Linked DNA regions of Homo sapiens: region 2 is linked to region 1. Evidence: chromatin contacts called from ENCODE POLR2A ChIA-PET data. All regions are on one chromosome and are shown on one strand. The core of a region is the stretch at or near the end of the contact, and the rest is flanking DNA. Distances in the headings are between cores, read along the strand shown. Region 1 overlaps ARHGEF18 (Rho/Rac guanine nucleotide exchange factor 18). Region 2 holds the start of FBXL12 (F-box and leucine rich repeat protein 12).

Region 1 (3,864 bases), core at 653-3,152:
GCCACCTTGTTTAAAATATCATCCAGGCCAGGTGTAGTGGTTCACACCTGTAATCCCAGCACTTTGGGTGGTGGCTGAGGCGGGTGGATCACTTGAGGTCAGGAGTTCGAGACCAGCCTGACCAACATAGTGAAACCCTGTCTCTACCACAAATACAAAAATTACGCAGGTGTGGTGGTGCGTGCCTGTAATCCCAGCTACTTGGGAGGCTGAGGCAGGAGAATCGCTTGAACCTGGGAGGCAAAGGCTGCAGTGAGCCGAGATGGTGCCACTGCACTCCAGAATGGGCAACAGTGTGAGACTCCATCTCAAAAAACAACAACAACAACAAAAACAGCCGGGCATGGTGGCTCACGCCTGTAATCCCAACACTTTGGGAGGCTGAGGCGAGCGGATCATGAGGTCAGGAGATCGAGACCATCCTGGCTAACACAGTGAAACCCCGTTTCCACTTAAAAATACAAAAAATTAGCTGGGCGTGGTGGCGGGCACCTGTAGTCCCAGCTACTCGGGAGGCTGAGGCAGGAGAATGGTGTGAACCCGGGAGGCAGAGTTTGCAGTGAGCCAAGATCGTGCCACTGCACTCCAGGCTTGGCAGCAGAGCAAGACTCTGTCTCAAAAAAAAAAAAAAACCCAAATAAAATATCATCCACCCCAAAACACACACACACACACACACACACACACACACACACACACACACACACGAATTTTCTCCGTGAGGCACATCACAGCCTCCTTGCACTCAGGGGCACTTGCTGGCACTGCAGCACTACGTTTGAAGGTCATTTTATTTTCTAAAAAATTTATTATTATATTGTTATTTTAGAGATGAGGTCTCTGCTGCCCAGGCTGGACTGCAGTGGCGTGATCGTAGCTCACTGCAGCCTCGAACTCCTGGGCTCAAGGAATCAAGGGATCCTCCTGCCTCAGCCTCCCAAGTAGCTGAGACCACAGGTGTGTGACACCATGCCTGGCTAATTAAAAAAAATTTTTTTTTTAGAGATAGGGTCTTGCTATGTTGCCCAGGCTGGCTGGTCTCAAACTCCTGGGCTCAACTAATCCTCCTGCCTAGGCCTCCCAGTGTGCTGAGATTATAGGCATGAGCCTCCTCGCCCAGCTAGGGGTCATTTTCAACATTAACATCACCAACAAGAAGCACACAAATGCGAAAACCGTGGTACTCCATAGACCTTCAACAGGGCATGTGTTTACAGTGTGAGAGGCTGAACGAGAAGGTGGAGTGTCGCCTCGCTCAGCCTCAGCTGGGAACCTGTGTGGGAACTCCAAGTTTTCTCCACTCTGCACCAATATGAATGGATTCATGTTGCGGTTACAGAGAAATTTTAGCAAGCGGGTGAAAATTAAACAAAGAATTACCATCCGATCCAGCAATTCTACTCCTGGGTATATCTTCAAAAGGGTAAACACTGACTCTGCAAATCCCAAGGCTCAACTGTAGTTTTGTTTATTTAGAAGGGAAACTCCAGGAGCTGCGGGTCTCTGTGGTCATGGCTGGCACGAGGCCTGTCATGTGGTGGGTGGGTGCTTAACAAATACGCGCTTCAGGGAGGGAGGGAGAGGACGTCTGGGAGGGACCTGGTCTGGACCGGTCAGAGAAAGGAAAGGGCAGGGTGGAGGGAATGTCTTATTCCAGGAGGTTCTGCCATGGGCCTTGGGGGCCCTTGGAGAGTCACTTTGTCATTGAACCTGAAGCCACGGAAAGGTTTATGTGGAGGATTGGATGAGCTCTGCTTCTCGAAACGATGGCTGCAGCGTGGGGAGCAGGGCACACTGGAAGGGGTTGCTGGTGGACGCAGGGGGACCGGGACCTCGAGGGCAGGGTGGAGAGTGGCAGAGAGGGGCGGTGCAGGGGCCATGAAGTGGGGGGCAGAGTGGCGGGCTCGGCAGCAGGCAGCCGCTGGCACGGGGTGTTGCGCTCAGGAGGGCGCTCTAAGCAAGGGGTGGACATTTGGGCCTAAGGTGCTACCTGAAGCCCGGGAGAACCCAGGAGTGCCCAGGAGCAGGGTTAGGGAGGTGGTTTAATGGAGCTGCCTGGAGATTCAATGGGATAAGGGATGGAACTAAGGTCCTTGGGTCCAGCTTTGTTGAAAGCGGTCTTGGGAGCAGAATAGCTGAATGGCATGCGTGGTTTTTATTTTGGGGGAGGGGAGAACACAGTTGTATCATAATCACTGGCTCAAACTAGTATTATTTTATTTATTTATTTACTTATTTATTTTGAGATGGAATTTTACTCTGTGGCCCAGGCTGGAGTGCAGTGGCACGATCTCGGGTCACTGCAACCTCTGCTTTCTGGGTTCAAATGATCCTCTTGCCTCAGCCACCCGAGTAGCTGGGATTACAGGCACCTGCCCCCACACCCGGCTAATTTTTGTATTTTTATTGTTTTTGTTTTTTTCTTTTTTTTTGAGACAGAGTCTCGCAGTCGCCAGGCTGGAGTGCAATGGCGCGATCTCAGCTCACTGCAACCTCCACCTCCCGGGTTCAAGCGATTCTCCTGCCTCAGCCTCCAGAGTAGCTGGGATCACAGGCACGCACCACCATGCCCAGCTAATTTTTGTATTTTTAGTAGAGACGGGGTTTCACCATCTTGGCCAGGATGGTCTCGATCTCTTGACCTTGTGATCCGCCTGCCTCAGCTTCCCAAAGTGCTGGAATTATAGGCGTGAACCACCGTGCCCAGCCTAATTTTTGTATTTTTAGTAGAGATGGGGTTCACCATGTTGGCTAGGCTGGTCTCGAACTCCTGACCCAGGTGATCTGCCCGCCTTGGCCTCCCAAAGTGCTGGGATTACAGGCATCAGCCACCGCGCCTGGCCCTCAAACTAGTATTATTATGACTTTTTAAAAAAACGATCAACTGAAACCCCGAAGTTGTTTCCTCACAAGCTGTCATGAGGTTCTATTTCCCCATCCTGTACTTATATGGTTGCTTATCTAGACCAACGATTCTCTACCAGGGGTGATTCTTGCTCCCAGGGTCATTTGGCAGAGTCTGGAGACATTTTTGGTTGCTATGGGAGTGAGGGGGGAAGAGGGGTGCTCCTGGCATCTGGTGGGTGGAGGCCAGGGATGCTGCTCAGCACCCTGCAGTGCCCAGGTAGGTCCCATCCCAAAGAATGATCCGGCCCCAAATGCCTACAGTATCTAGGCTGGGAAACCCTGATTTAGACCCACGCGCAGGAATCTAAGCATCCCGGTACTCACTCTGTCACCTGGTGATTAAAGCCACCCCTATAGCTGTCTGTCATCTCCAGCTTTGATAAATAAGCTTTCTACATCTTTATCTTCCCAAATTACAAGTTAAATGACTGACCGAGACACAGCAGAGGACAGAACCGTGGGTGGCTTCCTACTAAGTTAACATCAGCCCATTAATTAACAGCTTTGTGAACTTCCATCCACCGATGAGCATGGCTAAAAGATGATTACCTCACGACCATCTTGTTTGTTTGTTTATTTTTTGGAGACAGAGTCTCGGCTGGAGTATAGTGGTATAATCATAGCTCACTGCAGCCCCAAACTCCTGGGGCTTAAGTAATCCTTCTCCCTATCTCCCAAGTAGCTGGAACTACAAGTGCACACCACCATGGCTAATTAAAAAAGATTTTTTTGCCGGGCGCAGTGGCTCACGCCTGTAATCCCAGCACTTTGGGAGGCCGAGGCAGGTGGATCACGAGGTCAGGAGATCGAAACCATCCTGGTCAACACGGTGAAACCCCGTGTCTACTAAAAATGCAAAAAATTAGCTGGGCATGGTGGCGGGCGCCTGTAGTCCCAGCTACTTGGGAGGCTGAGGCAGGAGAATGGCGTGAACCCAGGAGGTGGAGCTTGCAGTGA
Region 2 (3,864 bases), core at 451-2,950, 2.4 Mb before region 1:
ACCCGTCGCACAGGCTGGAGTGCAGTGGCGCGATCTGGGCTCACTGCAACCTCCACAATCTCTTTCATATTCTTTTTTTTTTTTTTTGAGACGGAGTTTCGCTCTGTCACTCAGGCTGGAGTGTGGTGGCGCGATCTCAGGTCACTGCAATCTCCGCCTCCTGGCTTCAGGAGGCGTGCGTGTGTGTGTGTGTGTGTATATATATATATATATATATATACACACACACACACACACACACACACACACATTTTTTTTTTTGGACAGGAAGTAGAATTTATTGGTGAGTATTAATAGGGGGGGCAGCACATTGGAAGCCCTCATGAGTGCAGGGCCAGCCACTTGTCCAGAGGGCCACGATTGGGGATGTACTTGACCCCACAGCCATCTGGGATGAGCCGCTTCTCAGCCACCATGTCTTCAAATTCATCAGCATTGAACTTGGTGAAGCCCCACTTCTTTGAGATGTAGATCTTCTGGCGGCCAGGAAACTTGAACTTGGCCCTGCGCAAGGCCTCAATCGCATGCTCCTTGTTCTGCAGCTTGGTGCGGATGGACATGATAACTTGGCCAATGTCAACCCTGGCCACAGTGCCCTGGGGCTTTCCAAAGGCACCTCACATGCCTGTTTGGAGCCTACATTGTGGTAGTGCAAGGTTAGAAACATGAACATCCATCGGAAAGGCCTGTCTCCAAGGTCCCTTAGAGCAACCCATACAACCAACAGGCTGCGTACACTACCAAGGAAGCTGCTGTGTGCAGCCATTGCACACACACATTTTTATAGTTTCTTGGTGGACTTGCCAATTCAGAAAATATCTGTAGTATCAATGAAAGTGAAAAATTCAACAGGTCCTTTGGCCACGATATTCCAGTAATACAAATTTATCCTTGTGCATAGACATCAAGAAGCATCATTAAGTAAAAAAATAGAGTTCTCTGACTCTCTACCAAGCCATTCGCTCGGGGCCAGACCCACAGGCCTCGCCCCGCCTCAACCACGCCTTCATGGCGTAGTCTTCTCCCTGTCTCCGTCCCCCGCTCCCCACCTTCCGAGCGTCTCCATCGCTCCCCAGCCACGCCCTTGGCGCCTGGTCCTGCTGCAGCCTGGTTTCCGTCCAGACCACGACCTCTCGGCTAGGTCCTCGTCGTCAACCCCGCCCCCAAGGTCTCGCCCCGCCCCAGCCCCGCCTTCCAGCGGTTGTCCGAGCCTCTACCCGCCCTAGCCACGCCTCCAAGGCGTGGTTCTCGTCTGCAGCCCCACCTAGGCCTCGCCCCGCTCCAGCCGCGCCTTCCGGGCTTGATCCTCGCCCCACCCCAGCCACGCCTTCTGGACTTGGTCCTCGTCTCTAGCCCCGCCCCCTAGCCGCGCCCCAGCCCCGCCTTCTGGACTTGGTTCCGTTCTCTGGCTCCGCCCCTGAGCCTCGCCCAACTCCAGCGACGCCTTCCGGGCTTGGGCCTCGCCTCTAGCCCCGTCCCCGGGTCTCGCCCCTCCCCAGCCACGCCTTCCGGACTTGGTCCCCGTCTCTAGCCCCGCCTCCGATCCTCGCCCCACCCCAGCCACGCCTTCCGGACTTGGTCCTGGTCTCTAGCCCCGCCTCCGATCCTCACCCCACCCCGGCCACGCCTTCCGGACTTGGTCCTCGTCTCTAGCCCCGCCTCCGAGCTTCGCCTCACTCCAGCCCCGCCTTCTGGACTTGGTCTTAGTTCCCAGTCGCGGCCAAATCACGCCTCAGCCACCTCCCGCAAGCCTCTCACTGCCTCAGCCACGCTTTCCAGGCTGGTTTCTGGTCCCCATCCGCGGCTGGTCCGGCCCTGGGACCGAATCACTTCCCAGCGAGAGGAAGGTCAAATTTCTCGACCGGCTACGGGAAGGTCGCGGCCGCCGCCCTGTCAGCCGCCTCGGCGCCCCCAGGACCCCTCGGGTCTCTTTAACCGGAAGCGGAAGTGCGTGTCGGCGGGATCATGGCGACTTTGGTCGAACTGCCGGACTCGGTCCTGCTCGAGATCTTCTCTTACCTCCCGGTACGGGACCGGATCCGCATCTCCAGGTGCGGCCCCGCCTCCGGGGGGAAGGGCAGGGCGGAGGGCGCAGCTGGCACCTGGAGATGCGATGTGGCCCGGGGCTGGGGTCGTTCTAACCGCGCGTCCCCTCCCCCAGGGTCTGTCACCGCTGGAAGAGGCTGGTGGACGACCGGTGGCTGTGGCGACATGTCGACCTGACGCTCTACACGGTACGCGCAGCTGGCCGGGCGGGCCTGGGCCGCGGTCGCGGTGCCCGGACCCCGAAGACCACCTCTCCCACCCTGGGACTGTGTGTCGGGGCCCGGGCTGGGGATTTAGAGCCAGGCGATCCGGGGCCTATCTCGGCATCATCGCTTACCAGCTCCTCTTCGACCTCAGGGCCTCAATTTCCTCATCCCTGCAATGGGGATAAAGGACAGTACCTGCCTCACGGGGCTATTATGGGACTTCACTGAGATCACGCAGGGAAAGGGCTTAGAACAGTCTGGCACATATTTATCATTCGATAAATGCTAATTTATGACTATGTTATCAAGTTTTTGTTTTGTTTTTGAGACAGAGTCTCGCTCTGCTGCTCAGGCTGGAGTGCAGTGGTGCGATTGCAGCCTCGACCTCCCAAGCTCAAGCGATCCTCTCGCATCAGCCTCCTGAGTAGCTGGAACCACGGGCGCTCGCCACTACACCTGCTAATTTTTTATTTTTTGTAGAGACGGAGTCTCACTATGCTGCCCAGGCTGGTCTCGAACTCCTGGGCTCAAGTGATTCTCCCGACTTAGCCTCCCAAAGTGTTCAGATTACAGGCATGAGCCACAGCAACTGGCTCAAAACATTTATAGATATATTTGTTGCCCTTTTTGAAACTGTCTTCATAGATAATTGCTATTATAAAGTGAATTTGCACCCTTCCTTTTACGTTACTTCATATGTGTGTGTCCAAAAACAATTATAGTGTTAGTAATGTATTTCTGAACTTCGGGTAATGCTGTTCTACTATTTAGATAGTGTTCTACTTTTAAACAATTTTACTGTATATATCCATCTGTAACTCCCTTTAATACAGTTGCTTTTGAAGTTCTTTTTTTAAGGACAGAGTCTTGCTATGTTGCCCAGGATGGTCTCGAACTCCTGGACTGAAGCTGTCCCCCAACCTCAGTCTCCCAAAGTGCTGGGATTACAGGTGTGAGCCACAGTGTCTGGCCTGATAATATGAAACTTTTTCTCAGTTGTTGAAACTTAGTTGTTGGTTTTGCGAGGAAAAGTTGATTCGTCCATTGGTTTTGTGTGCATTTAAAATTTTACCAACTTTAACTGCTACCCTTGTGAGTTACCATTCGGTGGCCACTATTTCTAGTCAATTTCTGCTGACCCACACGGGTCTAAATTTGGCAAGGAAGATTTGATTCCTCTGTCAAAAGTAGCCCATAACATTTATGCTCTGCAGTTTATCTTTTTCTAATTTATTTTTTTGAGATGGATCTCACTCTGTCACCCAGGCAGTGGCAAAATCATAACATACTGCAACCTCCATCTCCTGGGCTCAAGCCATCTTCCTGCCTCAGCCGCCTGAGAAGATTCATTAAAACATGTTTCTTTCTCTCTTGGTTCATGATATGGTTTGGCTGTGTCCCCACCCAAATCTCAACTTGAATTCTATCTCCCAGAATTCCCACGTGTTGTGGGAGGGACCCGGGGAAAGTAATTGAATCATGGGGCCAGTCTTTCCCATGCTATTCTTGTGATAGTGAATAAGTCTCACAAGATCTGATGGGTTTATCAGGGGTTTCCTTTTTTGCTTCTTTCTCATTTTCTTTTGCCATCAACATGTTAAGAAGCGCCTTT

What was found. ChIA-PET counts read pairs that join two places held with the same protein, here RNA polymerase II (POLR2A).
Region 2: POLR2A ChIA-PET joins it to region 1 with 22 read pairs in PC-3. The contact joins the promoter of FBXL12 here to the enhancer-like site in region 1. POLR2A ChIA-PET finds 5 or more read pairs at or near these places in 2 of 52 experiments (PC-3 and activated B cell).

Annotation. Positions count from the first base shown.
Region 1 is chr19:7,413,374-7,417,237 of GRCh38, reverse strand. The region is part of intron 10 of ARHGEF18 (Rho/Rac guanine nucleotide exchange factor 18); the gene reads right to left. Among named protein-coding and RNA genes, the nearest start is that of ARHGEF18-AS1, 20 kb to the right of the region's middle. Within about 2 kb of position 1,902, at least 7 of the 41 ENCODE cell types and tissues checked have a DNase peak (open chromatin) inside an H3K27ac peak, as active enhancers do.
Region 2 is chr19:9,816,915-9,820,778 of GRCh38, reverse strand. It overlaps FBXL12 (F-box and leucine rich repeat protein 12), which reads left to right and starts at 1,700. Exons shown (of 3, transcript NM_017703.3): 1 at 1,700-2,051; 2 at 2,162-2,234. The coding sequence starts at 1,966. It overlaps LOC124900430 (small nucleolar RNA SNORA70), which reads right to left and starts at 825; the gene lies at 685-825. It also overlaps the pseudogene RPL10P15. RefSeq lists silencers at 1,139-1,288, 1,509-1,598, 2,049-2,208.